2 separate regions of the Homo sapiens genome follow, and region 1 is linked to region 2. The links are chromatin contacts, found by Hi-C or POLR2A ChIA-PET in ENCODE. All regions are on one chromosome and are shown on one strand. The core of a region is the stretch at or near the end of the contact, and the rest is flanking DNA. Distances in the headings are between cores, read along the strand shown.

What was found. A loop is a pair of places that touch in the nucleus more often than their neighbours do. ChIA-PET counts read pairs that join two places held with the same protein, here RNA polymerase II (POLR2A). Pooled maps may share reads with other maps.
Region 1: a loop to region 2 is called in a pooled map, with 8 times the contacts of the local background. The contact joins the promoter of TRIM65 here to the promoter of TSEN54 in region 2. A Hi-C loop is called at or near these places in 2 of 37 single-sample maps with no recorded cell type and 8 of 50 pooled maps. POLR2A ChIA-PET finds 5 or more read pairs at or near these places in 3 of 52 experiments (H1, HEK293 and activated CD8-positive, alpha-beta memory T cell).

What each region holds. Positions count from the first base shown.
Region 1 is chr17:75,894,986-75,900,459 of GRCh38, reverse strand. TRIM65 (tripartite motif containing 65) reads left to right here and starts at 3,509. Exons shown (of 6, transcript NM_173547.4): 1 at 3,509-3,936. The coding sequence starts at 3,523. It overlaps MRPL38 (mitochondrial ribosomal protein L38), which reads left to right. Exons shown (of 9, transcript NM_032478.4): 7 at 786-944; 8 at 1,166-1,302; 9 at 1,474-1,816. The coding sequence ends at 1,610. RefSeq lists enhancers at 2,375-3,082, 3,083-3,792 and silencers at 3,160-3,639, 3,670-4,239.
Region 2 is chr17:75,515,278-75,517,777 of GRCh38, reverse strand. TSEN54 (tRNA splicing endonuclease subunit 54) reads right to left here and starts at 1,250. Exons shown (of 11, transcript NM_207346.3): 1 at 1,162-1,250; 2 at 868-1,032; 3 at 706-769; 4 at 534-617; 5 at 123-221. The coding sequence starts at 1,217. It overlaps CASKIN2 (CASK interacting protein 2), which reads left to right and starts at 2,241. Exons shown (of 20, transcript NM_020753.5): 1 at 2,241-2,377. RefSeq lists silencers at 1,012-1,391, 1,782-2,391 and an enhancer at 1,176-1,470.

The DNA.
Region 1 (5,474 bases), core at 2,260-4,759, 380 kb before region 2:
GCCACCATGCCTGGGCCCTTCGTCTCTAAACTCATTTCTTCACCTGTAAAACTGGGATAATGGCACCACATGCCTTACTCAGCGTGAGGTGGACTGTGACAGTCACGTGGGAGAAGGAGCGGGAGAGGCCTAGCAGCTGTGGCGTCCCCCAGGTGCTCCTTGAACCACTGGGCGCTCCTTCCCTGGGCCCAGACTGGGCGGCCTTCCATCTTGGTAGCTTTTGGCTCTGAACACCAGGCCAGGGGGCAGAGGTCAGGCCAGTGACCCCAACTTTGAGCCTTCTGGTTAACTGGGGACAGTGACTGGGAGGCTGGTTTCCGTCATTTTTATTCAACTGTTACCAGCCTATGCGGCAGGACCCTCTGGGGATTTGTGCCTGAGGCGTTGGCCGCCCCTGTGCCAGGCTGGGCACACACTCCCTGACGAGGTCCTGGAGACTTCAGGACGCAGAGGGAAAAGCAGCCAAAAGTGGCCTGGCTTTCTAGCCTCAGTGACTGTGGCGGACCCACCGGCTCCCGGGGCCTGGAAGCGGCTGCATGGCCTTGCTGTCAAGCTGATGCTCTCTGGAGCCCTGTCCCCCACTCGGAGCTCCTCCAGCCCGCTTCCCGTATTTGCAGCATGTCCCGGCGTTCACAGAGCTTGGCTGCCTCCTCTGTCCCAGGAGAGAGATGCTTAGAGCTGTCCTCCCAGGGAGTCATGTCAGCCTCTAGGGTGTGCATGGAGCTGAGGGGACACTCCTGCTGCCTCCCTGGAGTGGTAATTAACCGGGACTTTCCTCCTCCCAGAACCAACATCCCGGGTAACCGGGTGGCTGAAGGACAGGTGACGTGTCCCTACCTCCCCCCCTTCCCTGCCCGAGGCTCCGGCATCCACCGTCTTGCCTTCCTGCTCTTCAAGCAGGACCAGCCGATTGACTTCTCTGAGGACGCACGCCCCTCACCCTGGTAATCTACACCACCCACACATAACCCGGCCTCAGGCCAGCTCCCCTGGAACGGTCACTCTTGCTCAGTTCTCTCTTGACCTCAGCCTTGAGACTGGCAGAAGAGCAGGATAGGGTGCTAGCAGACTCCCAGGGGCCTCTCAGGGTTACCTGTTGGGGTGGCGGGGTGAGGGGCTCTGGTGCCCCACTCCACACTCTCATACGCTCTCTATCTTCTCATAGCTATCAGCTGGCCCAGCGGACCTTCCGCACTTTTGATTTCTACAAGAAACACCAAGAAACCATGACTCCAGCCGGCTTGTCCTTCTTCCAGTGCCGCTGGGATGACTCCGTCACCTACATCTTCCACCAGCTTCTGGGTAAGGGCCATGGGGCTGGGGCACTGGGTGGGCCTGAGCTCCCAGGCCTCGCCTGCCCTGCCAGGGAGAAGCTTTGTTAGGGGAAGGCTGCGGCAGGTCCCTGGTGGGCAGGCCTCAGCCTGAGGGGGCGCAGGCCAGCAGACCACCCCGTACCCCTCACTCTTCTTGCAGACATGCGGGAGCCGGTGTTTGAGTTCGTGCGGCCGCCCCCTTACCACCCCAAGCAGAAGCGCTTCCCCCACCGGCAGCCCCTGCGCTACCTGGACCGGTACAGGGACAGTCATGAGCCCACCTATGGCATCTACTAAGGAGCCAGAGTGTGCGCATTTCAGAGCATGGGATTGATCGGCAGCAAGAGTAAAGACACAGCTCCAGAGGCCCACACTGTGGGGTCTGGGCCCTGCCTTAGGCAGCCCCCCTCTTTGGCCCCCTCCCGTCAGGCCCAGGGCTTGGAGTGAAAGTGACTCTCAGGTGGTGGGGTGGGGAATGTGAATAAACATGATTTCTTGCCGGGCTTGGTGGCTCACACCTGTAATTCCAACACTGGGAGGCTGAGAAGGGAGGGTCGCTTGAGCCCAGGAGTTCAAGACCAGCTGGCAATATAATGAGACCCTGCCTGTATTTTTTAAAAAAAGGGATTTCTGCCATAGCTGGCCTGGGTCGGTGCTCCAGGGCCAGAGGACCCCGATGGAGCTTCATGGGTGGGAAACGGGCTGCCTCCCACCCCACTAAGTGCGTCCTCACCTCCGTCTTCTGAGGGTGTCAGGGGCCCTGGGATCCGAAGCAAAAGCAGGCAGTGGGCCAAAAACAGGTGTGGCCCAGGGAAGGGAGACATCCCAATCCAGCAGGTTCCTGAAACCCAGCTCCCCGAAAAAGTGGAGCAGAGCAGCTGGGCTCAGGAAGGAGCATTTATTGAGCACTGGCTCTGTGCCTCAGGGGGGTCCCACCGGCCCCTGGAGAGAGAGTGCCTGCCCGAGCACTGACCCTCTGCACAGGCTCCAGCCCCCACCCCATGCTTGGGAGGAGAAGCCACATTAGGTAGGCAACAGCGTGTCTCAAGAGACCTGCTCAGGGTCAGAAAACCCATGGAGTCTTGCGGCTGGATGGTTAGGTGTTTTGTTTCTCCCTTACCAAAAGCAGAAGTCTGGCTAACTAGTAGGTGGAGGGTAGATCCGTGCACTTTGTCCAGAAAGAAACTTCGTCTATGGCCGCACAGAGGACGCAGTGCTTGCTGCAGCAGTGAGAGCTCGTGCCGCCTCAACATCAGCCCAGCTTGGTTAGAAAGGCCGTACTCTCCTGGGGTTCCCCCTGGCCTGATACACACTGTCAGGTAGGTGGGCGCTAGGCCCCAGACCCGCCTTGCCTGCTCAGCTTCAGGGGAAATGCTGGAGTGCCTGTAAATACTGAGGCTGCAGATCAGCTTGGACCCCAGGCAAGGAACTCTCCCCAGCGGAGGGCAGCAGGAAGAGGGGATGCTGATTGCAGATGAAAGCTGGTTTGTGTATTCATTCAGGGCCATTTGAAAAATACCAGTTAACTGGTCCCTGTCTCTTGGTGACCAGACATTTCCATCTCGCTGTTTACTTTAAAAGAACCAAAATTACGTGTAGCCCAGAGAAGGGAGACACCCCAGTCTGGCAAGTGTCCGAAACCCAGCTCCAGGAAAAAGTGCAGCAGTGCTCGGGTCTGCAGGGAGCCCGCCAGCCCGTTTCATCGCCAAGCCCCGGGGGATTGTTGGGGGTGGGGGTCTATGCTGTTAGGCGACTGGCAGATGAGTCCAGAAGAGGTTCCGCGCGGCCCGTGGTCAGAAGCCCGGAGTCCTGGCGGGGTTTTCGAGCCTCTGGTCTCCAGGACCTGGGCTGAAGGCCCAGGGGGGTGGGATGGACCCGCCAGGCTGGGACCCTAGAGAGCCGAACTCAGCTCTCAGCCGGGGTGGCGTGGACCCTAACGGAGGGAGGGGCGCAAGGCGGGAACGCGGAACCTTCGAGCGGGCCAGGCCGAGGTGGGCAGGGGTGGCCTAGGCCCCTGCGGCGGTCGCTCGTCGAGGGTGTCAGAGAAGGGCCTGCCGCCCCCCTCCGCCTTCCCGGGCGCGGATCTCGCCCCGCCCCGCCCGGATCTCGCCCCGCCCCGCGTTAGCCACGCCCAGGCGCCCTCAGCGCGCGAGGCCCGCGGTCCCTTTAAGACGCCCGGGGCCCGCCTGGCTCTCGCCGCCGCCGGGCCATGGCCGCGCAGCTGCTGGAGGAGAAGCTGACCTGCGCCATCTGCCTGGGGCTCTACCAGGACCCAGTGACGCTGCCCTGCGGCCACAACTTCTGCGGGGCCTGCATCCGGGACTGGTGGGACCGCTGCGGAAAGGCGTGCCCCGAGTGCCGGGAGCCCTTTCCCGACGGCGCCGAGCTGCGCCGCAACGTGGCCCTCAGCGGCGTGCTGGAGGTGGTGCGCGCCGGGCCCGCCCGGGATCCCGGCCCCGATCCCGGCCCCGGCCCCGACCCTGCCGCGCGCTGCCCCCGCCACGGGCGGCCGCTGGAGCTCTTCTGCCGGACCGAGGGCCGCTGTGTGTGCAGCGTGTGCACCGTGCGCGAGTGTCGCCTCCACGAGCGGGCGCTGCTGGATGCCGAGCGCCTCAAGCGCGAGGTGACGCATCCGCCGGGAGCGGGAGGGGTCCGGACCCGCCGCAGCCTGGCCACCGCCGGGTGACTCCTGCGGGCCGCGCCCTGCTCTCTCGGGCACCCGGCGGGGGCGGGGAGCCTCATCTGTAAGGGGCTTCTCCCAACCTGGGAGCTGATTATAAAAGTCGTGGGTCTGCCAGGCGCAGTGGCTCACGACTGTAATCCCAGCACTTTGGGAGGCCGAGGCGGGCGGATCACGAGGTCAGGAGATCGAGACCATCCTGGCTAACACGGTGAAACCCGGTCTCTACTAAAAATACAAAAAGTTAGCCGGGCGTGGTGGCGGGCGCCTGTAGTCCCATCTACTCGGGAGGCTGAGGCAGGAGAATGGCGTGAACCCGGGAAGTGGAGCTTGCAGTAAGCCGAGATCGTGCCACTGCACTCCAGTCTGGGCGACAGAGCGAGACTCCGTCTCAGAAAATAAACAAACAAAAAATCGTGGGTCTGTGCATCAGACTGGGATATGCAGCCCGGCCAGTGACACAGGGTGGGTCTCAGAAGCTGCTCGGTGCCCTCTGGATGAACAAAGCCTGGGCGTGAGGCAGCAGCTCCCTGCTCCGTGCCCAAGCGCTAGAGAACCGTCGTGTGTCTCCTGCGCTCCGAGAGCCTCCTTTCATTCGCTGTGCGGGGTTGTGGAGGGCGAGGGGGCTATGGGGGCTGTTGGTAAATGGATCAGACGAGCTCCCTGCCCTTAAGAGACTTAGAATCCACTTAAGAAGTCAGTGTTCCAGTAAGGCGTGAATGTATTATTACAAAATGCAGTGAGGAAAGCACATGGCATGTGATAGAGGGGTTGGGGTGACCCTGCTAAACGGGCCAGGAGGAGGAAGGGGAGGCCGCCTTCAGGCTGGCATGTGAGGATTGAGGAAGCGCAAGCCAGGAGAAAGACCTGGGGAAGAGCATTCTAGGCAGAGGAATCAGCCTGGTCCCGTCTCTGGGATGGGAAAGAACTGGGCACGCGGGGTCCCTAGTGGCAGATTTGTGCCACTGAGATCTGTGGGCCAGGCCCTGGGGGTCAGCAGGGGCAGGATCGGGCAGGGTCCTGGGGGAGTCTGGCTCTTACTGTAGGGTCATGGGGGCCATTATAGGCTTGGAAGCAGGTTGGCACATGATCAGATTTGGGCTTCATGGAGACTGATCACCTGGCTGGGGGCTGAAGGGGGCAGGATGTAAGACCCGAATCGGGTAGGAGTGCAGGGAGGCAAAGAACCAGCTGGGGATCAGGGAAGGGAGACCAAGATGGAGGAGGAGATGAGAAACGCTGAGGGGAAGTGGTACCTTGTGGAGGCGAAAGCAGGCCAGAGGGGACACGGGGGACAGCAGAGAGGGCGGCAAGGGAGACACCTGGGTTTCTGTCTTGAGCACGCAGGTGGCTGGGGTGCTATGTCCTGAGAGGCGTAGGTGGAGGGCAGAGTTTGGCCTTGGACATATAGAGGTCACAGTGGCCAGTGGGACAAACCAGGGGACGGGCCTGTGGCACCTGGGACCCTGGCCCCAGCCCTG
Region 2 (2,500 bases), core at 1-2,500:
ATAGCCCTCGTCTGCCCTGCAGCCCCAGCATGTGACACTGTGCCTGGCACCTTATGGGTACTTGTCAATACTCATTGATTCAGTGGATGGGTGGCTCCCGGAGGCGGGGTGGTGGCAGATACCTGGTACTGCAGGAAGGTCACAGTGTGGTCGGTCAGCAGCAGCTGGTAAGCTTCCTGGATAGACAGTGGCAGGTCTTGGTGGAAGAGGTGGATGGAGCCCTGGAAGTGGGGCCAACAGCTCAGCTTATGAGCCCTCACTACAGTGCCACAGAGGAATGGGGCAACTTCCCAGCTCTGATACCTCCCCCTCCCCCTCTCAGCAGCGCATCAAGAATGTGGCCAACCAGGAAAGTGGGGCAGCATCACTAATGTGGACTGGAATCCCTGCTCCCTGCAACGTACCACCTCCTGCTTTAGAAGTTTGGTTATCAGTTCTCTAAAGACCGGGTTGTGTGTGCTTTTTCTCCGATAAAACGTGTCCTTCCCGTTCTTTGGTCCCAACTCCTTCCCCACCTCCCGGGCCCCACTTACACACTCCAGAAGATACAAGGCCTCTTCCGGGTGAAGGCGCTGCCGGCCCTGCTCTGAGAAGCCCATGGTCTGCCAGAATTTGCCCTGTGTGGGGCCCAGAGCAAGTGTCACAAGGGAGGGAGGGCAGGGAGGGCAGGGAGGGCGGTCCCCGGTCCCCGAGCCCGCCGCTCACCGCGGGAGACTTCAACTCCACGAAGCCCTCTTCTGGCCTCCACTCGGCAGCCACCAAGCTGCCCCTGGCGAGGAGTGGGGAGGGGTCTGCGTCAGTCCATTCCGGAGACCCCGCGGCCCGCCTCGCCCCCGCTTCCCTTACCCCTGGGCCCGCCCCTCTCACAGGCGCTCCACGCGCTGCTCTGCCAGCAGCTGCCAGAGCTCTTCCCGGCACCGGCGCAGCCGCTCGGCCTGAGCTGCCGAGCCGTCGGGCAGAAAGTCCTTGGGGCCATGCGAGCGCTGGGGCAGCTTCTGCGACCGCGAGCGGGCGGCGAAGAGCTCCCGGGCGCTGGGGGAGAAGGGGACGCGGGGTCAGCGCCGCGCATCGGGGGCCGCCTGGCCGGGTCCCGGGCGCCGGTTTCCCTACCCGCGCTGGCCCCGCGCCCCCGACACCCACTCCGGCCGGGCCGCGCCGCACCTGAGCACGCGCCCCGCGGGAACCTCCACGGCCGCGGGCTCGGGCTCGGGCTCCATCCCGCCGCCGCCTGCCGCTGCGCGCGCCGCCACGCCCCGCCCACCGCCGGAGCTCCGCGCTGCCCTAGTGCCCGCCGATCCGCAATGCCGCGGCAGCCCCGCCCCCTGCACCGCCCCAGCCCGCTCTGCGCCCTCCTGATTGTCCCCGGTCCTAGCGCCCGCCCGGAAGCGCACCCCGACGCCGGGTCTGGGAGCTCAGCCCGCAGGTTGCTGGAGATGCAGAAGGCCCCTCTTTTGCCCCTAGCCCTCCTCGGGGCTTCTCTCCAGTAAAGCCTGAGGAGCCGGCGTCTGGAGTGCAGTGCGAATGGTCACACTTGTGACCGCCCCTCTGCAGCCTCGCGCTGCTTAGTCCCCACCGCCCGGGCTGGGCAAGGAGGGCAGAAGGGCTCAGGGAAGGACGAGCGGAGGGTGTGCAAATTCCGACTTTGCAGGCCGAAGGCCACCCGGGAACTGTCAGGAGCGGTCCGGGGAGGTTCGCCATTCCTTCGGTGTCTTCCGTCCGGTCCCTACGGCTGGGCTCCGAAGCCAGGTTTCGAGGGCCGGGGGCGGGAGGCGCTGTCCGGCCCACGACGGTGCTGAAGCGCCACCTCCGCCCGGCACGAGCGCCTCCTCGAGGCTGGGGTCCCCGCACTGGTGCCGTCCGCTAGGTGGTGCCATTGCCCGGCCGGCGGCTGCGGGTGGGCGACGCCGGCCGCAGACGGGGGGTACTGCAAGTGGGGTCCCGCGTCTTGGTTGCCAACCCCCTTCACATTACGTCTTCTCTCCCACCAGTCAGACCCGGGGTGTCTAGCCCTTGGGTCTAAGTCCAGAGCCCCAGGTCACCTCTGCCCCCGCGCCCCCCGCCCCTCCGTTTCACCTGGGCGCATGCGCTGATCCGGTCAGCGCCCCCGGTCCGGGCGGGCACGAGTTGGGGCGGGATCTGGCGCGGATGGGGGCGGAGCCGCCGGTGCTGACTGACAGCCTGACTGCGCGGCCGGGACGGTCCCTCCGTTCCCGATCCGGCGGGAGGGAGGGGGGAGGGGCGGGATTTCCTGCGGGAGGCGCCGAGCCGGCCTTGGAAAAGGAGAAGGAGAAAGGGGGGCAGGGGGGAGTGGGAGCCACCGTCCTGAGTGCCAGGGACCGAGCAGGGCCAGCCGGACCCCGGCGGGCGGCCGGGAGAGGTGAGGCTGCGGGGCCCGCGCTGGGGGTCAGCGCCCCTGGGGGCGGGCGCAAACTAACTTTTCTTGCGGGGTCGGCGGGCACCTCCATCTCCCCGCTCCTTCCGTCCTCCTCGCGCCCCTTTT